2 separate regions of the Mus musculus genome follow, and region 1 is linked to region 2. The links are chromatin loops, found by intact Hi-C in ENCODE. Cell type or tissue: gastrocnemius. All regions are shown on one strand. Each heading gives the region's core, and the rest is flanking DNA. Links, peaks and the distances in the headings are about the cores only.

Region 1 (12,070 bases), core at 2,401-10,400, 130 kb after region 2:
AGCTGCTTGGCCTCACTAAGACTTGTATCCTTGGCTTCAAGCGTAGGAGAGGATTGCGTGCAATGGTGTCTGCATGGTCTGGAGATGGTCATCGCCTCCTCCGGTCTCTTGGATGGTATCAGTTCCTAAGAGCCAGGAGTCCTGTGCTGTCCTCGCCCCCATCACCTCCACATATCTGTGGGGGTCTGGGACTTGTTTTTCTTGAGCTGGGAGATTTCCTTTTTTTGTCTGCCTCAGGACAAGGTTTGGTCAGTGGTAATGTCTGAAGATGTCAGTTCTTCCTGAAAGGAAAGTCATCTGAAGGGAACATGCAGCCTTCCTGCATGATGTTCCATGATGTTAGAAAAGAAGGATCTTTATTGGAGGAAATAGCTGTGGAGGAGGACGGTGGTGGGGCAGAAGGGGTCCCTGTAGAGAAGAGAGACGCTCTTCTACCCCACACACAACCCCAGGTTCAGTCCAGCTGGGGAGTGTAGACTTTTCACCAACCAAAGCTGGTCGTGTGGCAGGGGCACACAGGAGTGGGGGTGGGGCAACAATGGTGAACCTTGAGACAATAACCGGGCTGACAATCAATCAACCTATCTGTAGCAGGAAGCCCATAGTTACCACATGGGCCCACTGGGCAACCTTGGAAAATGGACTCCAGCTCTTTGAACCTCAGCCTTAATGTCTGAGAATGGGAGTGATAAAAATATCACTTGTGCCGGGCGGTGGTGGCGCACACCTTTAATCCTAGCACTTGGGAGGCAGAGGCAGGCGGATTTCTGAGTCTGAGTCCAGCCTGGTTTACAGAATGAGTTCCAGGACAGTCAGGGCTACACAAGAAACCCTGTCTTGAAAAACCTAAATACATACATACATATATACATACATACATACATACATATATACATACATACATGCATACATACATACTAGTAACACTTGTGTCTAGGTTGAGGCGCTTGTTTCCATCTTGTGGCAGAGCAGCCCTGGGCATTGTTTGGTTCTATGGGCTGATGGGGCTCAGCTGGCTGGTCCTTCTCCTTCTTTGGGTATTGCCAGGATTGCTCGTGATGTGGCCAAGAGGGGCTCCCTCAGGGCTAGTATCTGCCAGATGCCTCTATCCTCTCAGTAGAGAGCCATATGGGTTGTCACACCCTCTGTGTGTGCTGTCACTTCTCCAAGGCTGAGCCTTCTTCCATCCAGCAAGGGCCAACACTGAAGAGGGCATTCCCTCACTGTGCGGCTTCTGCTTGTGTGGTGTTTTCTAATGTGTCCATGACTGCACCCTTGGCCAAGTCCAGAGCCAGTGTGCAAGGGCACAGATGTAGCATATATGCATGGGGCTTTGGTGTTAGAGGCTGAGGGGGTGAAACTGTTTCATAGGTATATTCTCCAAGGTGTCTGGCAAGGCTCACCAGAAAGTGCTTCATGACCAGGGCTCTGGGTTGAAGGAATGCTCTCCCTCTGGTTCTGTAAAGCTGGAGAAAGGAGCAGGGGACACTCCTGGGGCCCGGAAAGAAGGGCTAAGTCTTGGACACAGAGTCTGGATCTGAGGCAGATCCTGCTCATCAGAAGCCATTGGCCAGAGGAGGGGTCTCTGGGGACAGAGCAGACTTTCTGCCAGGAAAGCACTGGGAAGCCACTGACAGGCATGGGGGCCAGAAAAGGCCCCATGGAAAGTCACAAGTCCTTTACAGAACGAGGCCCCTTGGGGGAGAGGGGAAGTGGTGGCTTCTCTGCAAAGATGGAGGTGGGGGTGGGGTGTGACAGTAAGAGCAGTCAGCAGAGCTCCCTCTGGAAGGTTTCTTGTAACAGCTTCAGCCTCAGGAGACCGGCAAACCCGCGGTTAAGTAGCACTCAGAGAGAAATGGCAAAAGAACAGACGCTTAAGCTATCGGGTGGGGGTGAGGGGGTGAGGGAGGATGGGCTGGGGGGAGGGGGAGGGGGATGGGCAGGGTACACTGTGGCAGGGCAAAGGTCAACTCACACCCGCCATTTATGTTCTCTCAGCCACTCCTCCCGACCTGCCTTTGTAACTGAGAAGATGCTATGCCGAGATGCCTAGCTATCTACCCGGAGTCTGAGCTGAGTATTGACCAAATGTATATATATCCATACCACACTGCACAGACAGATATCTCCAGGAGCTCTGACTAGGAGCCCTCCAGGGCCTGGACAATTACCCAGTTTCAATTTCTGCCTAAGCCAGACACCCTCCTGACCTCTGGTCCCAGGGAAACAGAGCCTCGCACTGCACAGTGTCCCACAGTCTGCCGCCGGCTCCTGTGCCCACACTCTAGCCCTTGGGACCTCCCTGGGGAGGAGGCTTGGGTACCCAGTAGATAGACTGTGTCTATGAGAAATAAAACAGCTCTGTGCCCAAGCCCTGGGGGATGGGAGTGGGGAATTTGCTAGCCAGCCTAGCCAGGGTAGGAAGACCTTGGAGGAAACAAATGGAAAGAGCCCAGGGAAGACCTAGCACAGCTCTCCTGCAGAACAGCTCTGGCCAGAAGAGTCTTATTCATATTTGAAGAGGAATCGGATACCAGGTCAGACTAAGACCTGAGGGAGAGAGAGGGGCCTGCTATCAGAACCACTCTCTGCAGCCTAATGAGATGGAGGAAGAACCCCAGAGAAAACACAGAGAGGGGCAGGGGAGAGAGCAGAGAAGGGAGGAGGGGCATGGAGCACTCAAAGGAGGGAGGAGGGGCAGGGAGCACTCAAAGGAGGGAGGAGGGGCAGGGAGCACTCAGAGGAGGGAGGAGGGGCAGGGAGCACTCAAAGGAGAGAGGAGGGGCAGGGAGCACTCAGAGGAGGGAGGAGGGGCAGGGAGCACTCAGAGGCTCCCCTGTGGACCCACTGAGTGTGCCTTAGAATATGATTCTCAGCCTTCTGGGATGTCTGTGGGAAGCATGGCTTCTCTAACACCATGAAGATAAAGGTTAGGGTGGGGTGAGAGGCCACTGAGACCCATCCCCTATTTCTCTAGCAGAGGTCCTACCAGGGCTTGGGGCATTAAACGTGGATGAGGCGTGGCATTGGTTAGCAGGGCCCTGGCTGAGACTGCTACACTGGGCTCACAGAAACCAGGGTGATAACCTCACAGCAAAGACAATCTCTAAGTGGCTCCAAGCACAGGTATAACTCGCATGGCCATTGGCTGCCTGCCCCTGGCTCAACTGCAGCGAGCAACCCATGACAGACAGGTCCAGAAAAATCTGGGCTTTGTTTTTTTTTTTTTTTTTCCCTCCCCACATTTAGAATAGAAACCAAAGTCCTAGCTTTGTTTGCTAATTCGGAAATCCATTTTTCATAAATAGCAGCCCTGGAGCCATTGCTACCCCCAGGGCCTTTTCATTTGCTGCTGTTCTGCCTGTAAGACTACTCCACAGAGCTGCATACTCCCTAGGTTCCCGCAGGCTTTTGTCTAGCTCCCTAGGTAATAGCATCCTCTCACGCCTTCAGTCCATTCCAGAGTGCATGTGGCCCACGGGCTGCTTGTGACTGAGACACATACTGTGCGTATGTGCTTATGACTGAGCAAGGCTAATTTGCTCCTGCTGCTCTCTAACGGGGCCAGATGTTGTTGTTTGCAAATCGGGTTCAGAATTCTCTGGAAAGCAAGAACAGCTTTTTTGGGGGGGTGGGGGGCTGTCTGACTTCCCATGCAAACACTAGACAAGTAAACAGAAACAGTGACTTGGTAACTACTGTGTGCTTGGTACCTACTGGGTGCATGGTCCCCATCGGATAAGGGAAGGGACATGCAACATGACTGACCTGGTGGAGTCTGAGTGCTCTGAGAACCAACCATGGGGGAAGAGCTGAGGCCTGAGGGCACAGGGAGGCTGCAGGCAGCATGGACTTTCTGGAGGGAAGGGACCACTCTGAAGGACAGGCCCTGTAGGGTGAGTGGTTTGAAGAAGCTGGAGCCAAGGCCTTTCTAGCCTGTGTCCTCTTCAGCCTCTCACTCTGGGTCATGTCAAATCGCCCAAAGACAAGCACACTACAGGAGGATTCTTCAGGGCCGGTCTCTGTGGCCCGGGAAGACGCCATGTTGGGCCTGGCTTCAGACTAGATTTCACTCAACTAATGCAAGTAGCTTGAACTTGGATGAGGTTGAAGAACCCTGCTGGGTTCAGTGTGTTCTCCTGTAAATTAGACCCTTTGTTTATCAAATTGTCAGGAAGTGTCTTATGTGAGACTCTAGCCCTGTGACACAAAACATAGCAGTGGTACAGACTCCAGGTAGCACCTGCAGCTGGGGTAAGCCTGGTGCTTTCAGGGAGGACCCCTGTTTCTCTCTGAGCCTTTGATCATCACGACCAACCTTTACCTTTCTTTGAGGTGTGTCAGGGGTTCTTGGCAGGCTTTGTCCCCCATGCCTCTATCTCCAGGCTTAGCAGGTTGCTCTCTGGAGGATGCTGGGAGCAGGAGCAGTTGGGAGGAGGAGTCTCCCCTCATCAGCTACTGTTGCCTACTTCTGCTGTCCCCACCTTCAAACCCAGGGCCTTCTAAAGCTGGCCAAGTCAGATGCTGCTCATGGACTCTTGTCTGGTTTTGAAGCAGAACTTTGAGAAAAGGTGTGAGGAAGGACAGGAAGAGGTGGCTGGTGAGTCTGGGATGTGTTTATGTAGGAGACTCTGGCTGAGATTACTCACTCTGTCCAGTCCTCAAAATGCAGACTCTGAACCATCAGGGGATACAGGAAGTCAACAGTTGTGGAGACCTACGAGGGCCTGGCAATGGACCTCAGGCACCTCTAAATTCCAGCCCTTCTGCGGTCACCTACTATACCTCAGGGGCTGAAGGGTGATAGCCATGACTGCACCTGGCCTTTTCTTTATTCGGACTGCAGCCTTTGTGGACCTACACTGACTACCACAAGTTCCATGAATAGCAAAAAAATAAGGACTTAGCGCCCCCTGTTGGCAAATCTGGGTTATGTCTGAATGGCTGGAAGTGATGCCCCAAAGAGGAGGCTCCAAGCCAGCCCAATGTGATAGGTTATAAACAAGGGCTTTTTCTCTAGTAAACTCTTCCTTCTGCTGCCAACATTCACCAAGGGCATACAATTGCTTAATTTTAAAGTTATCATCTTCACTCATTAGTCAATATAATATGGGCTAGAGAGCTGGCTCAGTGGTTAAGAGCACTGGCTGCTCTCCCAGAGGTCCTGAGTTCATTTCCCAGCACCCACATGGTGGTTCATGACCTATAAAGGGATCTGACGCCCTCTTCTGGCATGCAGGTGTACATGCAGCAGAGCACTCATACATAAAATGAATAAAATAAACACAAAATTTAAAAATCAATATACTATACTATACTATAAATAAATGTTAATCAAACATAACCAAGATCCCTCTCTATGTGCCTTGGAACCAGAGAGCAGAGAAGCCTAAAGCCCAGACCTCAGATAAGTGCCTTCGGGCATCCACTCACCCACCCACCCACCCACTCATCCACTGACAAGGTATTAACATCCATTAATGTTATGAATCTCGAGGCAAACAACTTTGGAAAGACAGAAGATTTATTTCCATGCATAGTTTTGAAGGCTTCAGTTCACAGTTGCTTAGCTCTGTTAATATTAGACCAGGTAGCATATCATACTGGGGAGCCGCTGGTGGAGAGGAGAGGAGAGAGAGAGAGACAGAGAGAGAGCCAACAGCACTGCTTTAAGGCCTTAGGAGGAAACTTTCAGTCCAAATCCCAGCAATTATTGAGCTCCTGGTCTTCCTCAGACAGACAGCAATAAATAAGACAGTTGAAGCATCTCTCCTCATGGGGTTTAGATTCTAGATAGGGGAGCTGGAAAGAAACAACACAGAGAAATGAGTCAGGTGTGTTTACCATTTAGAAGAAAATAATGCCATTAAAAAAAAAAAAAACAGAAGGGCGAATGAGGAGGGAAAGTGGCCGTGGGGCAAAAGGAGGGGTGGACGTTAGCAGTCCAGAGTCCTGGGGTCCCTAGACCAGCACCCAACTGTAGCCCAGGGTCTCACTACATAAACCAGGCTGTACCTGAACTCAAGGAGGCCCTCCTGTCTCTGCTTCCCACGTGCTGGGATTAAATGCACGTGCCACCACACCTGGATCATCTTTCCCTCAAAGTTTGAGAGCAGGGCATGGGTATTCTGGAAGGATAGGCTACTTTGGGTCCACATCTGTCCCTAGACAGTCACGGGAGGCTCAGTCACAGCTGAGACATTTCATACAACCCTTCCTGCCCCGTCATGTCAGCACACATCCATCCTCCAGTTAGTCTCCACACCACCTGGGATGTAGTTTTCCTGGCCTCTGTCTTTCCCAAGGAGAAAGGAAGGCTTGCCAAAGCCACACAGGCAAGGGACCCTATGTCCTGGGCCCTAGGGGATGGTGCCTGGGGTTCCTGGTGCTCCCTCCAAGACCTCTTAATGCAGTGGCCCCTCCTGTGCTGACTAAACCCCACTTCAGCCTACTCTCAAATATGGCCTCCTCAGAAACGGGGAGGTACCATAGGCTTCTTTGTGCTTTGAACAGGCTCCTCCCCCTCTGGTTACTTTCCATAGTCAGTGAGCACCCGATTCATCCCGTGTCTTGCCTGTACACACAGGCCCTGGCTCTAGCCTCCTTCGAAGAGCAGGGGCCCTCCCAGCCTGTGAACACTTCAGCTGAAGCCAATACTCTTCAGATTTGCTCCAACCGGATACTCCGAGCCAGTTCTCTGTAATTATGCCAAGGCCATCTAGATAATGGGGAGCTGCTGGGTAGTTGGCTCCAGGAGGGGAAAAGATGGGTCTCATTACCCTGCAAGCCACCTTGTGCTTAAAAGAGAGGGGAGGGGGCGGAGGAGCAAGCTTCTGCTCCCTGAATGACAAAGACACTCCTGGATTTAGACTTCGGACTGCACAGAGATGAGTGAGAACAGAAATGAAGGTGAGCTCGGTGGGGTGACTACGCAAGCCATGAGAATGGAGGGAGGCAGGGACTTTGGGCCACACACAGTGCCCTGGAGCTTAAAAGAAAGTGGAGTTTTATTGTCAAACGGCTTAGACCTAACATTGTAATACAACATTATCCATAAAGCCGGTGCTTGAGAACTGGGTAGTGGAGCTACAGAAGCAAAGCAACAGCAACCTCGGTGTTTTCCGTTTTGACTCTGTGTTGGGTTATGTTCATGGCCGCACTGGGGCACACGAGGCACGGCCACTAGGGGCCGATGTGCCTGGAACCTTCCCTGATAAACACATCCTACTTCTGTGTCTGGTAGACTCAGTTCATTCCTTTGAGCCTCTATTTCTCATCCACAAAGCGAGGCTTGTGGAACTAACTGGAAAGACGGACCAGGTGAAGCCTAGGGGAACCCTACCCTAGCACTGAGCCGATCCCTGCCTGGCTCCTTCCCACCTCCTCTGCTCAAGACCTACCTTGAGCCCGAACTCATGGCAGAGGAACATCGTGCCAGCAGCAGCTTGTCTGACCCTGATGCTGATTTTAACCAACCTGGAGGATCTGGAAGGTAGGTGAGGGCAGACTTAAGGACCCTGAAACCAAGGCAGAGCCAAGGGGTTTGAAGGAGAGGACTGATGAACCCCAGTTCTAATGCTTAGGGCTTGGCTTTAGGGGCAACATTTCTTTGTGCTGCAGCATCATTTACATTTCCTATATAAGAAGTCTTGTCAGAGTCCCCAACTTCTAAGTTCCCTGATGACCTTAGCCCATTTTCACTTCCTTCTTAAAAATACATCTTCCAGGAGAATGCAATTCTTTGTGTGTGGACACTGCGTGTATAGAGAGGGGAGAGGTCACTGTTGAGTGTCTTCATCACGTTCCACCTTGTGCTTGAGATAGAATCTCTTACAGATGCTCTCTGTTTGGGCTAGACTGGCTGGCCACCGAACCTCCTGGATGTTGCAGAGCATGTTTAGTACTTTGAAGTGCTGATACTATACATGTGTAGAAGAAGCAACAAGGTTTTAGACATGTGTGGGTGGGGTTGTTGTTGCTTGGAAAAAAGCTGAGAATCACAGCATATGGTGGAAGGGTCATAAGCCTAGTTTTCTGGGTGGAGGTTGTCTTAAAGAATGAGAGGCAGTGGTAGCCTCAGGCAGCCCCACCACCTGGAGTTTGCTGTCTTGGTTTGTTTCGCTGGCTCATTGAGGCATTAAGAAGGTATTTCTTGGTCGCTCCTGGTATTCTGACCGGTTTTTAGAAACACTGGTAGCATGTTCACTGAGTACAGACCTGGGAGCTTGGTAGAAATGAAGACTTTTTGGTTCTTACCCCAACCTTGATCTAACTGAAGTCCAGGAACTTGGCTTCACTGTCTGAGGCCCGTATCACACTGCTAGGTGATTCAGATGGGCCACAGATGAGCAGCTGCACCCTGGGCTAGGGAGACTAGAAATGAAAGCCCCGAAACAGCTGTCCTGGCACACTAGGAACCTGTGTGAGGGCAGGATGGAGGGACTGGGTATCTGCTGTGACTATCTTGGTGGAGGATGGGGAAACAAGCAAAAAGAAAGGTTTATGTTCTAAAACAGAGGTTGGCAACCCTTTTCTATAAAGGTCGGGATGGTAACTAGTTGAAGCTTTGGGGGGGGGGGGTGCTGGAGCAATGTCTCAGCAGTTCAGGTGTTGATTTTTAGCACTTGCATGTGTGCTCAACAATCTGTAGCCTCAGGTCCAGCATATCCAGCACTCTTCTGATTTCTATGGGCACTGCATGCATGTGGTACACAAACAGAATGCAGGCCAAATATCCATATTCTCTCTCTCTGTCTCTGTCTCTCTCTGTCTCTCTCTCTGTCTCTGTCTCTGTCTCTGTCTCTGTCTCTCTCTCTCTCTCTCTCTCTCTCTCTCACACACACACACACACACACACACACACTGTTTTTCAAGACAGGATTTCTCTATGTAGCTTTGGCTACCCTGAACCTCATTCTGTAGACCAAGCTGGCCTCAAACTTACAGAGGTCTGCCTGCTTCAGCCCCCCAAGAAGCGCTGGGATGAAATATGTGCACCACCACTACCCAGCATAATTAAATAATTAAATTCAAGAGTGTTTAACTGTTGAAGCTCTGAGGGCCGCATGGCCTCCATCACAGCTATTCCACTCTGCCGTTGGCCTCCATCACATCTTGCCTCTGTCTCCCAAGAGCTGGGATGATGGGCACCTGATGCCACACCCAGCTTTTTAACATGGGTGCTGGGGATTGAACTTAGGTCCTCATATTTGTGCAGCAAGCACTTTTCCAACTGAGCCATCTTCCTAGTCCCTGGTTACCTGTTACCTATAGAAACAGGTGAGAGGCCAGGTTTGACCCCCAGGTGACCGTATACTGACCGGTTTCAGTACAATGGTTTACTTGGTACTGGGATTGAACAACACAAGCCCCTCCCTTCTCATTTAGAGCCATCTCTGGTTAGAGCACAGGAAGACCCTAGAAAAGGCCAACTCCCTCTTTTCTCCTAGAGGGCCTTACTGCTTGTTCTCAGGCAGTAAGGACACATTCTAACAGCATCTCAGTAGAATACACCAGCAGCTGGGTGGGGGGACACTTGCATGCGCTCTTGGGCTTTGTGAGCTATTTAGAGCCTAAGCCTCAAGGGTAGAGGTGGGAGAAGCCATCGATGAAGCTGACAATCAGTTCTGTTCCCAACCATGTCAGGACCTCAGGGGAAAGCTGTCTTTTGCTTTCTGTGCTCAATCTCTCTCTCTCTCTAGGCTCCAGCCAGGCTGCCAAGGCTAATAGTGATACCCAGACTCCAAGTCACTTCAAAGTCACCCACCCCAGACTCAGGGATCAGCTGAAGAAGAAGTCCTCCAAAAAGAAGGGCTTCAAATTTGTGCAGGAGAAGATGTTGAAGTTTCAGCATGTCATCAGGAATCAGTTCTTGCAGCAGATAAGCCAGCAGATGCAGTGCGTCCCGCCGGGAGATCAGCAATGCACACAAACCTCCAGGAAGCGGAAAAAGATGGGCTACCTACTGTCTCAGATGGTCAACTTCTTATGGTCTAACACTGTAAAGAAACTGAAGTTCAAAGTACCTCTCCCTTGCTTGGACTCTAGATGTGGCATCAAAGTTGGGCACCAGACCCTGTCACCTTGGCAGACTGGCCAATCCAGGCCTAGTCTGGGTGGCTTTGAGGCTGCCCTTGCCAGCTGCACCCTATCTAAGCGTGGGGCTGGCATCTATGAGTCTTACCACTTAAGCTTCCAGAGCTACGAGGCCTATCAGGCTGACAAATACCACAAGGATAAGAACCCTTCGGTAAGATGGGACGTTTTTGAAAGCTCCAATCACTAGGATTTACTGAGTCCTATGCCTCTCTTATGCTCATCTCTCTTTGTGATGCACTAACATTATTGTCTTAGAATAATGGTATAACTATAGACATAGCTGATAATGTCCCAGAAGATGGAGACCTGGGGGAGAGGAGTGTCTTGAGTCCCTTCATCCCTACCACCTTTCCTTTAACTTCAGAAGTTACTGCACTCGTGCTGGTAAATGAGCCTGCCTTTATAGAATGAAGCACAGCGGCAGGTGGAGGCGACCGTGGGAGAAACAAGCGTTATACTGTTTCCCAGAGCACAGGTGGGATGCTCTCCTCAAGTGATCTAGGAAGGGACCCGGGAAGTCTGAGCCAGCCAGCCGATATGACGGTGGCCGTGATGTTCCCAGAGGGGCGAGAACACATGGACGGAAGGTGGGAAGAGCTTGGTGTGATTGGGAGAAAGACCCATGTGCCCCGAGTAGAGACAACGAGTACTGTGATTAGAAGTAGGGTACAGGTGGACAGGGGTTCAAATGTTCCCCCCAGGGCAGTAAGCAACCAACAAAGGGTTTTTAGCCTAGGAGATTAACAGCAGCAATCCATTCAAAGGGTGGAGTCATTTGTGGCTGCAGTCATGCCTTTCCCTTCTGCTCCTCGTCAAAGGTTTGTATGGCCATCCAGTGGCTTTTGTAGGAAATGTATCTGTTACCTCTATTGTATGTAAGGGCTGCATCTCCTCTAGTAACTTGGAGGTTCCTTCTGGTGTGATAGCAGAGATGGGTACAAGCAGGGTTTGATAAGGCTCCAGGTTCTGGGTAGAGCTAGAGAGGGTCTGCCTGCCACCCAGTGTGTTTGTCTGGTAGATTTCCAACTTCCCTTCTCGTCCTCCTTCAATGGAGCAGATGGAATGCTTTTCTCGAGACATAAGGCAGCTCACAGGAAACGGTGAGTCTAACTAAGGCCTGCCCTCAGGAATTCAGTGGCTAGTACAGGCAGCGCAGTCCAACTACTCTGATTTGTCTGTTGGACTGGGGAGGGGATTGATAGCTGTAAAACTTTAAGTTCTTGATGTTTTCTGTCATTTCACATCATTAGACACCAGTTGAACTATGTTGTGGCATGGTGACATCTTCCCTTGAACTAATCTACAATGGCAGCTTCTTGGCACGCCCAAAGGTGTCCTAGGATGGAGCAAGAAGGCTAACCTAGATTCCTTCCACTTCCAGGGCTACATCAACCTTAGTACCAGCGAGAACAAGCTTTGCCTTGACCTGATAACAGCGAGGGTAAGCAGTACTCAAGGCTTAGCTTCCTGGCCTATTCCTCAGCTTGTGGGAGGTCCAGGAGGAAGACCTAGACATCACGGGGAGAGCCGAGACATTGTTTCTAGAACAGCATAAGTAAGCTCCAGCCAGGCCTGGATGACTGTCCAAAGGTCGTCTAACAGGTATGCAGTGAGCAGCCTGCCCAAAGCTTTGGCCTAGCCTCGTATGTGTCTTCTGTTAAAACTCATTTGTGTCTGACAAGGCTAGCCTCCATTCATGAAGGAGCACATGGCATGCATCCTTGCTCCCCTGCTGGGAGATTTTTTAACTTCTCAGGACAGAGACTTATGCACGAACTAGGAACAAAATAAAGCTTGCTTGGCCTCCCTGGACTACCTGTCTTCACATTCTATTTGTCAACAGTTGACTCAGAGTGACATGAACTTACTTGATGAGGCCCAGCTGCAGTACTCCGACTGGAAAGGACAACCCTTGTAAGTGCCTTTCAGAACTAGGGTCTCTTGTCTACAGGCCCCTTTTATCATCCATTGG
Region 2 (12,070 bases), core at 1,439-9,438:
TGTCAACTGGCCAGTGTGACATAGTTCTGGGAATTGCAGACACAAAGCTCTGTTGTCAGGCAGGGCTGACAACAGGATAGCTTAAACCTATGGAGCTTGACTTGGCTCGAAATAAGAGGCCAGGCTCTTCTTGACCCTTGGAACCATTCTGGACTTCAGATCTACCTGTTTCCTTGCAGGTTGTCCGTGCAGCCCCAGAACCCAGAGTGATTGAGTAAGTAAGCTCTGTCCACAGCGAAGTTGGTGCCTGGGGCCATTCCCTCCACCGTCTTCCATTTTAAAGAGAATGGCCCAATGATTCTAAATTTTTAGTGGGTGTGAACAGTCCTACCTTAATCTTTGAACTTGGTTTTTTGAGGAGACTTTCTGGGTTTGCTAGTAGTATAGAAAACAGCAAGATCTCTGCACATTAAAGTTTGCCTCTAGGGTCGATTTCCTGGCCCTGTCTGTAAGAGTAAACTGAAAACCAAAAAGGCTTTTTCCTAAGTCACTGGAGTTTGGCTTGGTGAGAAGCCTGTCAGCAGCATTTCCGTAGCAGGCCTTGTAAGAGCTGCATTAACCTAGGTCACCCTCCAGCCTATTTATTAAAACCGCAAGGTTGTTCCTGAGCAATTTAAGCAATGCTAAATGTCCTTCTCTTGTATTGATCTGTGTCTGAATGTTCTCCAAAGCTGGGGAGAGAATCTTTGGCTTCTTTTCTCCTGCCTCTCACTTTCCACCTGATGTAAATAAATCATCAGTATGAACTATCCTTTTATGCTAGCAGTTAGCATCAAGCAGACGTTCTGCTCATAAGTAGTCTGTTATGCTATTTAGATATTGGTAGATTGGCTTGTACAAGAATTTGAAGCTAACACAGATGTTACCATAGTCTCAAGAAATATCTAGTCTCCTCTTTGTGACAAGTGAGCTATTGAACTAGTCCTGAGTTCTTTCCATTTCCCTAGGGTTTGATTTCCTTGTCTATATGTTAAGGGTTTGTATTCTAATCATTTAAGCCCATCTAGGTCTGTGTGCATAGTAGCTGTGCAGTATTACCTCGATCACTGATAGAGCGAAGTTGGCAACCTGAGGAAAGTCACAGCATCCACCCCTGTTGGTTCAGCCTTGCTGAATCTAAAGTTTTGTTTGCCAGTTCCCAGAAACCTGCCCCATGTTTAAAGTGAGACAGTTTGTACATGTATGTCAGTATATCTCATTAAAACAGAGTATTCATACCTCAGGGCCTGTATAGAGAGATGGCTTCTGTAGAAATGTGTCGCTATGAAATATGTGCTAGCCATGCTAATTCAGCTCCTACGAGCCTAGCTCAAAGGTCGTGAACCACTGACTAGAACCCTGGAGAGAGAGATGAAATGAAAACCTGTTAAAACAGTAAGTGACCTGACTTCTCTGTTGCTTTTCTGCACTGAAGCTTTCACTTGCATATCTGTAGTTTTGTACCTTTCCACATTTGATTAAAAATTCAGTGATCTTTTATCACCCATCCACTGTGTGCAGGCTGTGAGAATAAGCCATTCTTTGCCCCATAAGGAACCCATAGTCTAGGGAATAAGATAGTCATGTGAAGAACTTGTACTTCTGTATGGAAGATCTAATACTGGCCCAGGATGTGATGGTGATGTTACTGGTACAGATTAATGGTCAAAGAAAGTTTAAAGGGAGAGCTAAGTGAGATTTTTGTAGGGGAGTCAGAGGTTTCCACTTGGCCATACTAGGAGGTGAGCTGATTGGTAGGGAAATATTCCAGCATACGGAAACACGGGCTAGAAACACCTGTAGTTCTGTGTGAAGGGGGTGTAAGCAGTTGATACTGAGGATGGTGACACTGGGAGTTGGCAGAGGAGGGTCTAGGTCTCAGGGACCATGAGTACAATTATAGGGACACTGAAGGCTTTTTACTCAGGAAGATCTCACTAGACGTGTATCTTTGAAAGTAACAAGCTCAAGGTTTTGAGATATGCCTGCCCCCTGGAGAGTACTCCAGACCCTCCTTTGGTGATAGATTTTGATAATGTATCAGCCTAAATTGTGGGTGAAACCTACCTGGGTAGAATCAGAAGTTGATTTCTCCCACTTCTGTTTCATGGCCTGAACCTGTCAGGGTTCTGTTCCCAGCGCCATTGAGGATGCACTACCATTTCCCTTGTCTAGCTGTTACAGAGGTGGAGCTTATGCCTCCCTCACAGTGTTTTCTGTAGGAAATGAATCCTGGGGAAGGCAGAAAGGATAGATTGTTTTAGCCTCCCACTAATATATGCTTTTCCTCTGCCTCTTTAGCAGGGAGGGTGTGTATGAAATCAGCCTGTCACCTACTGGTGTGTCTAGGTAAGTGAATCCTCATTGGAACCTGACTGGCTATCATTTGAGTTACCATCTCTTTAAACTTGTCTTATTAAGGAACAAGACTTGGGTAAAACTCCTTTTTACAAAGTATTGCTAGCATCAAAATATTTTCACAGCTTCCACCAGTTACACGGACTGTTGTGACTGCAGTGTCATGAGGAAGCGAGGCCCAAGGTCCTTTCTCTGCACCCCACCACTCACAGTAACTCAGTGCCAGAGCTGGCTCTAGTCTTTTTGGAGTGCTTCATCATTGGTGCTACACTTCATGAACTATGTGTATATTCAATATGTAATATTATATTGCCACATCAAGGATTGGCAATTATAAGAGAATTTCCGTATAGTTAAATCATATATTAAGTGTAATCACTATTTAAAAATATTTTGAAAATACCTTAATACACAAATATATTATCACTGTAAACCAATGAGTTATTTTTTTAAAAATCCATTAGAAATGACAAATGAAAATTGCTTATAGTAGCTTCTGCTGGATACGAAGTACCCTGAAAAAATGTGACTATTGTTTTAATCACCTATAAAACCTCTCTGTCTTAGTTTCTTTTTTTATTCCTGTGATAAAAACCATGGCCAAAAGCAACGTGGGGAGGAAAGGGTTTGTCTTACAGCTCTCAGGTCACACTCGATCACTGAGGGAAGTCAGGCAGGAACAGAAGCAGAGGCCATGGGGGAATGCTGCTTACTAGCTTGCTCTTCTTGGCTTACTATGTCTGTGTTGTTAAACACCCCAGGACCATCTCACCAGGGATGATATTACCCCCTGTAGACTGGGCTCTCTCATCTCAATCATCAGTCAAGACTTGCTGGTCTGATGAAGGCAATCCTTCAGTTGATATTCCTCCTTTCTGAATGACCGTGGTTTATGTCAAGTTGACAAAGATAAAAAAGCAAAACCGAAACCAACCAACCAATCCAGACACTCCCCTTTAAAGCAAACTTTGGTTGAGCACATCTTGTTTTAACTAAGTAGCTTTAGATGACCTCTGGATCTTTTCAGTCACATGAACCTTCTGAGGACCTGATGCTGTCAAGACTGCTCAAGAGAGTGTGGGCTTCCAGAACTTTCCTTAGGAAAGGGATACTAACTGGCTTTTTTCAGCTGAAACTGTGTCAGGATAGGATATATTTATGTTTATATTTAGTAAGATGAGACATCATTTGGGTGTATTTATTTTGAAAGCCATGATGGTGTCTGTCTTCAAATTGGTGTAGTTTTAAAAACAGAGGCATTAAGTGCCTGCCCTTGGTTTTGAAGCCACACCATGCTAATCATTTCTGCCACTTGTCTCCTTGGCAGAATCTTGGATGCTGTTTGAAGCAGAACTCTATAAAAGCTTCATACATCTCTTGTATTCTCTTATGTCTTTAGAGGTACCATGAAAAGAGTTTATTTTATGTGAAGCTCGCATGGGAGGGAGGTGGTGAGATGACTCTCTCTCTCCTTTAGAGTGAGGGTCTAATCAAGTGATCCAACAGAAACTACTCTAGTCCACCTTCTCTGTGTGCTTTAGCTATGGATGGTTCTTTCTGCATTAAGGGTGTGCTTATATCCTGGCTTTGTGGACTTGAAGGAAGCTGACTGGATCTTGGAGCAGCTTTGTAAGGATGTCCCCTGGAAACAGAGGATGGGCATCAGAGAGGGTAAGTAGGCCTCTGGGGTACAGTTGTTGCTGCCTAGTCCCCATTCAAATGTTTTTGAATTCCCTATACTGCTTAACACAGCTGGACTCCCCAAGGCACAGACAGGAAGTGGTATGCCAGGCAGAAGCCATAGCCTACAGAGGCTCAGAGGTCAGGGAGAGTAGACAAGAGAGAGGCAAGACCTCACAGAGCCAAGGAAGCCCTACTAGCTGGCTTGCGACTAACAGGCCTCTCCCTTTCGCTTTAACTGCCTTCTCTAGTAGTTCAGATGCTGCCAAGTTCCTTCTTCACATAAGTTTCTAGAGCTTTCTTTTTTGCTAATCCATTTGGCACACATTTTTCTGAAGACCTTTTTACTGACTTTGTGTACTTTCTTTCCTTCCACTGGAGTCAGCCAGTCTCCTCCAGTTTCAGTGTCTGCTCCCCTGAGCTTGTAAAGGTACACCAGAATTGATTAGCTTCCTGAGATCTGCCCCTCACTGCTGCTCTCCCAATACCAGCAATGCCTGCGATACCACAAATGACCACTAGGAGGCACCTTTGCTGTGACCTAGACTCCATAGGACATGCAAAGAGTTTGAACAGCTTGTGAAGAGACAAAGTGTATGTTAATTGGCTTTTTTAAAAATCCGGGTGTCAGAACAGGAGCCAGCCTTTTTGGGGAAGCCTTCTCCCTACTCTAGAAGTTTCTATAATGTGGCTTTGGTTGCTTGCTTCAGTATTCCAAGCAATTGTTAATTTTGAGCAAATTATACCTCAGTGACTCTGTAATTCTAGATTTTCTCTAATAGGACATAAATTATAAGATGCTTGTGTTAATTAAGTAAATTAAATAATGCATGATATCTGCTTAACAACGCTGGCTGATGTGTGTATGTCTGTGTGTGTGTGTTTGTGTTTGGCCTTTAGTAAACATTGGCTCCCCCACTCCTCTTTTGGCAGTTCTAGGGTCAAACCCAGGGTCTCGTGGCTTAGCAAGCACTAGCGCTGAGCCACATGTACCCAACCTGGGCTTGATCTGTTGTTGTGACTAACATCTGTTGGGGAGAGATGGTAACTCCCTAACCTCTCTAAAACAGTTTAGATAGCATGCGCTGTGACCAAAGCAGGCATGTGGTACAGTAGCTCACACTTTTTAGATCAAAAGAGCATGCGCAGTGATGCTAGGACACAGGACTACTGGATTCTCTTGCTTTCAGATGACTTGTTGGTACCATAGTCTTTTTTCATGAGGTCCACTCCCCATAATCTGCTTTTTGAGACTTTTTGGGTTTTGCCATGAGTGAAACAAACAGATGGAACTCCTTCCCTCCCCAGAGCCTTTACCCTGCTGTCCCTGCCAGCATGCCTTATTTCCTCTGTAGCCCTTCCAGGTTCTCCTAGCCACCTCCCATTTCCTGTCTGAGGAAGGGACTGGGGTCATCCCTCCTCTCCTTTTGTTCCCCATGCTCCTCGCACAGGGCAGGCACACAATGGCTGGTAGCAGGCGCGCCTCACCCAGCAGCAACTGTCTCAAGAGCCCTGTATTTTCTTTCTCAGATGTAACTTATCCGCAACCAAGACTTACAGCATGGTATGGAGAGCTTCCTTACACTTACTCGAGAATCACTATGGAACCAAATCCTCACGTATGTTACAATGATGTCACTGCTGTGGCTTTCTAGTCTCAGTGTCCAATACTGCAAGTAATTCCTCATAGAGGCACATGATAGTCCGAGTTTCAGAAAATCCTCTGGGCTCAAAACCCTGCTTCTGGTCCTCTCTGTGCCCATGATCTATAGATGGGCTTGGAGGATGGGAGCAAACTGAAACAGTGAACTGGGCCTGGAGCCTCAGGTCCCAGGGGAATGAGCTGTTTCTTCCTGACCCCTCCTCTGTGAACACTGCTGTGTTTCATGTATAGCACATCCCTACGGCTGGCAGTGAGGGCAGAGAGCCTTTCCACTTCTCAGCTCTGCTGTTACTTGTATGGAATCTGGGTTTTTTGGCTTTATATTCGTTCTGTGGGTACAGTTTCCAGACTTGCAACTTCTTGCCCCTTGGGCTTGTTTCTACTGATGCCTTTGTTTTTGAAGATTTCCATGACAGCTGAGCATAGTAATACATGCCTGTAACCCTGCAACTCAGGAAGCTAAGGCAGCGGGGATCATAAAGTTCAAGGCCAGACTGAACAGCAGAGTAAAATCCTATCTCATAAAATAAAAAAAAATATCCGTAGCCGGATGTGGTGGTGCACACATTTAATCCCAGCACTTGGGAGGCAGAGGCAGGCAGATTTCTGAGTTCGAGGCCAGCCTGGTCTACAAAGTGAGTTCCAGGACAGCCAGGGCTACACAGAGAAACCCTGTCTCTAAAAACCAAAAAAAAAAAAAAAAAAAAAAAAAATTCGTGTAGACAAAGATATTTCAGTATATAAAATAAGCTTGTCCAAAGGCTAGACTTAAGGTCCAAGAACTGGCTCCCTGTTTAGTTCCTGGACTCTCGCCTTGATGAAAATGTTGTGCTTTACTGAAAGAGACGTTGAAGAAATGGAGTTTTGCTTATTCATTTGGACACAAAAATGTGGCATGTTTGAGAGTCCTAGCAACATGTAAGTACAAAACCCCTGTGTGCCGAGGTACCCAGGGACAACATGGACCCAGGAGGACAGGGCAGACTGTCACAGGAAGAGCCCGCTGCTTTGAAGGGCTCTACTCCTAGGGTTGGGTGAAGCCCCAGAAGTGGAAATGCCCTTTTCTCTGAAGTAGATTTGGAGACTCTGAGGGAACAGAAGCTGCCCTGCTCTGTCACAGCCATGTACCTGCTTGTCTGTGGCCACAGCAGTGAAGCTGGAGGCTAAGCAGGCTGTGAGGAGGTCCTTTTTCATTTTGTCCCAGCTTATCTTTCAGTCAGCTTTCTCAGTCAGACATTGCCATGTGTCTGTTGGTGACAGTTCTTGGGCTTAAAAAGCCATTTTTATAGTACACAGAAACCATGGCCTTGCTCAGTATTGTCTTTCACTTTCGAGGCATATTTGTTTTAAACAGTTTTCAAAAGAAAATTTTTCAATGACAAGCCTTTTCAATTATAGTCACAGCACTTAGAAAGAGATAAGAGGACTCTAGGTTTGAAATAGTTAGACCCTTCCCTGGAAAAACAGAATTGGCTTGGTGATATGGCTTAGTTGAACAGTGCTTACCTTGTGTGCACAAGGCCCTGGGTTTTGTTCCTAGCACCATAAAACATAAACCAGCCAACCAAAACAAAACCCCCTAAAATGAATAAAACTTAAAAATTGCCTATGTATGATTTTCTTAACTGTATATCCTTTAAAAATCTTAGTATCAGTAAATTTAATACCTGTATAATATTTCATAGTCTTTGAGTACAAGCCTCTTGCTGGAAATTAAAATTGTCAAAGTAGGATAGAGAGATTGCTCAGCCAATAAGTGCTTGCTACACAAACAGAAAACCCTCATGAGTTTGAGACCTCAACTCCACAAACCCAGGTAAAACAGCATAAGGGTACATGTTTGGAATCCCAGTGCTGAGAATTTTGCTGGCCAGTTAGACTAGCCTACTTGGTGAAGTCCAGGCAAGTGGACAATCCTGTGTCAAAAAAAAATAATAATAATAACAAGGAACTAGACTGCAGCTCTGGGATGACACGAGAAATTGAGAAATTGTCTTCTGGTCTCTGAGCATGTACATGTGCAAACACATTCACACACACTCAAAAGAGCCTCAAATTACAATTGCTATTATGGAGTATTTTCTTTCTCTCTCTCTCTCTCTCTCTCTCTCTCTCTCTGTGTGTGTGTGTGTGTGTGTGTGTGTGTGTGTGTGTGTGTGTGTTTGTGTGTGTACAGAGTGTGTATGTGTTTTATTTTAAGATGGCCTTGTTAAATAGACTGGCACCAAATCTCTATAGCTGAAGATGGCTTCAAACTCAAAATCCTATTTCCCCGGCTGTCCACAGTGATGTTACAGGCATGGCCACAATGCCCAGCTTTAGTTGTAAGTTTTGAAGCTGGTTTGTCTTTGTACAAACTGAGTGATAATGGATCCCATGTATAAAATACATTAAAACTTAGTTGTCTGCAGGTCCCACCAACATGACCACTTTCTGTAGACCCAGACCCACCTCTGTGGCACTGAGGCCACTCTTGACACTGAAGCCTGTTCTGTGACTTGTGTGTTCTCACATATTCCCTCAGATGTCTTTTAAGGATAGAATGCCTTCACTGAACAGCAAGATGACGCTGAATTCTAATTTAGACATTCGCTTCTAAAGGATCTCTATTTAGAGAATTGGTTAAAGAGTCTAAATTAATCCTCCATTACCCACTCCATAGCTCCCTTTCTCTATACTTTGCTCCCAAAAATAGCCAAGAAAAAACATATACCCACTTAGAAACATAATGCAAACTTGATGTTGTCACAGTGCTGAGTCCCAAGCAAGTCCAGCAAGTGCTAATGAGATTCTCAGTCCTATTCTGGAAAAGCCATCTTCTTTACACTCTTGTTTTCTTGTTAGGTGTGTAATTCTAGCATCTCTTGTCTATCTCTGAAGGTAAATTACAGCTGGAGGTGGGCAGGAAGCGCAGCTCACCCACGCGGTGGCTGCGATTTCATTTTGACTTTGTTCTCTTGAACAAGGGCCAGCTTAATAACATTTTTGTTTGGTTTGGTTTTATTGACCTGCTCTGTTTTTTTTTTTAATCCTCTGCATAGTAAATGTGATGCTGATAACCACAAAGAGACCCAGCTTTTGTTCTGGCTTCACACTGTAGAAAAGCTTTGCTGCTCTAGTGCTTCTGTGGCAGAAACGGGGCTGGGCTCAGTACTGCACTGTCCTTTCTGAGCACCCATCCTGTCTCTTCCAGGTGGAACACAGCCGTACTTCTTAAAGGACAGCCCGCGGGTCCAGGAAGCCTTTGTAGGGACTGTGTGTGTTTTCACTGCTGGGCCAAGAGTGTGTGTTGGTAGCTGTGTGGCATCTGTTCCGATGCTGCAGAGCTATACGTGGTAAATGGCACCTCAGCATCATCAGTCAATCTGCCAGAGATCTCCGTGCTCCTCACACTGAGCACTTCACTTAGATAGAGTGTGCAAATGCAGAGTTTAGCACCCGTGAGATGGTTCAGTGGGTAAAAGCACTTGTCAGTCCCCAAGCTTAATGGCCTGAATTTAATCCCAAGAACCCAGGTGGTGGAAGAGAACTGACCCCTGAAAATGAGTCCCCTGATCTCTGATTTCTGATGGTTTAAATGTAACAGATAAGAAAAAGTTTGAGCTATGGTCAAATTCTGAATTGAGACTATCTCAAGAATCAGCCCAGGCTGAGCTTTGGATGCACTCACAGGTCCTGCTATCTGTCCGACAGGGCTGGGCACAGATTTTAGCAGGACAAATGCAGACGCGGAAGAGCGTGCTGTGGAGACAGTGTGGAGTTGTAAAACGGGGCCGTTCTCATCCCAATTTTGTATTGAACATACCAAGTACACAGAGTGGTTGTAGCATTTTAAACAAATTACCAAAGGTGTGTTTATTTATCTTGACACAGGACCTTAGTACATAGCCCAGACTGCTCTTGAACTTCTTTCCTGCCTCAGCCTCCCTGCCGTTATAGCATGTGCTACCACTCTCACTCTAACTTTAATATAGTAAATATCAAAAGCTGTAATCTCTAAGAACAGAGGTTCAAACCAGGCATGGTGGTACTCACCAGAGAGGAAGAAACAGGCAGATCTCTGAGTTCAAAGCCAGCCTGGCATACATAGCAAGTTCCAAGCTAACCAGGACTACATAGTAAAACCCTGATTCAAACAACAACAGTAAAATTCATCAAAGGTTATTTGAGGCCATCAATAATTTTAATAGTATAAAGTTTGAAAACCACTGTTCTAAAGAGCAGATGAGGCTCTTTAAGTAAGACACAGAATTGTAGAGAGCCAGTACACACAACCTGTTACTGATGTTCCTGTGCACGTGGCTGCAGAGTGTAAACTACGTCACTAAACTGGGTGTGGACAGCAAGCAGTGCTGTGCAGTATGATTACATTCATAGTTTTTTAGCTCTAAGAGTGGTCCTGTTCTACAGAAAAGAAAAGAACACTTGTTCATTGACATACCATAGACCAGGAGAGCCACAAACTTGCTTCGGCCTCCCAAGTGCTAGGATTTCTGGCACACACCACTAAGTCAGGCTTTGAGTTCTATTTTTATGAAGTTAGCCTCTAAATATTAAATATTTCTCAAGAAATCAATTTTGTTGTTTAGAATAAAATATGAACAGAATAGGAGGCACCCAGTTGAGAGTTCTTTTGTTCTTTACTTGAGCCTGGGTGTGTGGATCCATGAGCTCCGGCAGCCCCACTGCCCCTTTTAGGGCAGCACTAATGTTCCAGAACCACCGTGAACATCCTGGCATTGGCTTCTTTGTGAGGACATGCACTGCAAGAGAAACAGGAGCTGGTAGACAGCTCCAGCCTTCAGACTTGCTTCAGCATAGAGATAGAGGGAGAAGACGAAGCTACTCTTCTGCCTTCTGTTTATTGCATTGCCCTCTCAGAAACCCGCTGACTTCATATTTCTTTCTGGTTTTTTTTGTTTGTTTGTTTTGTTTTTTTAATGGCTGCCCATTGTGTCTTGTATGCCTGTCCCTGTGCTTGCTGTCAGTGGCTTCCTGTGCTGTGGACTCTGAAGAGCCGCATTGAAGAGAACACCAGCCACACCTTCAACTCCTTGCTGTGTAATTTTTACCGGGATGAGAAGGACAGTGTGGACTGGCACAGCGACGATGAACCATCCCTGGGGAGCTGCCCCGTCATTGCTTCCCTCAGTTTTGGTGCCACTCGGACTTTTGAGATGAGGAAGAAGCCCCCACCTGTAAGTATTCTCTGCCATAAACACAGGCTTTCCTTACCTCCTAATCCATGAGGAGTATGGCTCTCCCAAAAGCCGCTGCCTCCATGTTAGCTGGTAGGAGTATATGATATTGGTGAGACGCTTTCAACCAGTTGCTTCCTTCATAGGAAACCTGGCCTTCCAAGTGCCACTCATGCATTTGCTTATCCAGCAAGAATTTCTGCCCTATGCCAGGTCCTGTGGACCCGTTACCACTGACGGAAAGGACAGACAGCCCTCACCTTGTGCAAGGCATTTATTAGAGAAAGCATTTAAGTGGCTGCAACCATGACTCATGCTGTGACTGAAGAGTTACAGAGGGTGACTTGGACTAGTGGGAGCAAGAAGGGAGATTCCAGAAACTTGGAAAGATATCCCTGAAGTGGCTATCATTTCCTGTGCACCTGTGTGGCATGCCACTGTTCTGTGAGGGAGCATCATGCAGATCCTTCTTCCCTTCTTAGTCGCCTTCTGAAAGGTGTGTGAGCCTATGATTTCTTGAGGGAGAGGGAAGCTCAAACCAGACCATCAGGCAATAGTGTGCCTAAGCTGAGGTTGGGAAGTGGCAACTAAACTGACTTGAATTTCACCCTGGCTCTTGTTTAAATTACGTTGGATTTGACTCCCAAGTCTAGCCTTAATGTTTTGAATCAAAAGTGAACCTTAGAACAAAGATGGAAAACTGGAAGAAATTCCAAGAGAGGAAACTCACTAAGTCATCCTGATTTCGGAGTTCCTGGCTATTCAGCCTGCATCATTAAACCAAGCCCCAGCAAGTGTGGAAGGCCAGCAGGCTGTGTTTTGATTATGACCTAATTCAGGCCTCCCACCTGTCTCTTCTGCTTCAGGTACTTGCATAAGAGCCGAGGCAAGTTGCTGTCCTGCAGTGCCGTTGGGTCTCCATTCATGCTACTTTATAGCACATTGACTTATTTGGCACCTATGATATCAAGCTCTATTTCTTGGTGTAATTTCCATGTTTAAACGTTTGCTTTGCTTTTGTTTCCACCTAAACTTTGCTTGTTGATGGTAGAGCATTCTCAGTCACTGTGTAAGAACCTGACCACATTCTCCAGGAGCTTTCTTGTGGACTAGAGAGTTGGAGTTGAGCACTAGATTGCCTGGCCTTTGCTGGGGTCTTTTAGGCATGGTTATACATCTGTGCATGGATAGA

What was found. Peaks named below come from ENCODE experiments on the same cell type or tissue, not always from the same donor. Only the 100,000 strongest peaks of a DNase experiment are listed, where the experiment ranks them.
Region 1: a loop joins it to region 2, with 6 times the contacts of the local background. A loop is called at or near these places in 31 of 42 quality-filtered maps.

The regions. Positions count from the first base shown.
Region 1 is chr2:93,863,861-93,875,930 of GRCm38, reverse strand. It overlaps Accsl (1-aminocyclopropane-1-carboxylate synthase (non-functional)-like), which reads left to right and starts at 6,774. Exons shown (of 15, transcript NM_001033452.4): 1 at 6,774-6,909; 2 at 9,702-10,249; 3 at 11,480-11,539; 4 at 11,942-12,012. The coding sequence starts at 6,888. In gastrocnemius, for the core only: a CTCF peak has its summit at 4,926 (motif pointing left); a DNase peak (open chromatin) is centred at 4,911.
Region 2 is chr2:93,994,991-94,007,060 of GRCm38, reverse strand. Alkbh3 (alkB homolog 3, alpha-ketoglutarate-dependent dioxygenase) reads left to right here. Exons shown (of 10, transcript NM_026944.1): 4 at 180-214; 5 at 2,281-2,328; 6 at 3,905-4,008; 7 at 5,548-5,636; 8 at 10,669-10,878. Among named protein-coding and RNA genes, the nearest start is that of Alkbh3, 9.7 kb to the left of the region's middle. In gastrocnemius, for the core only: a CTCF peak has its summit at 4,528 (motif pointing right); a DNase peak (open chromatin) is centred at 4,532.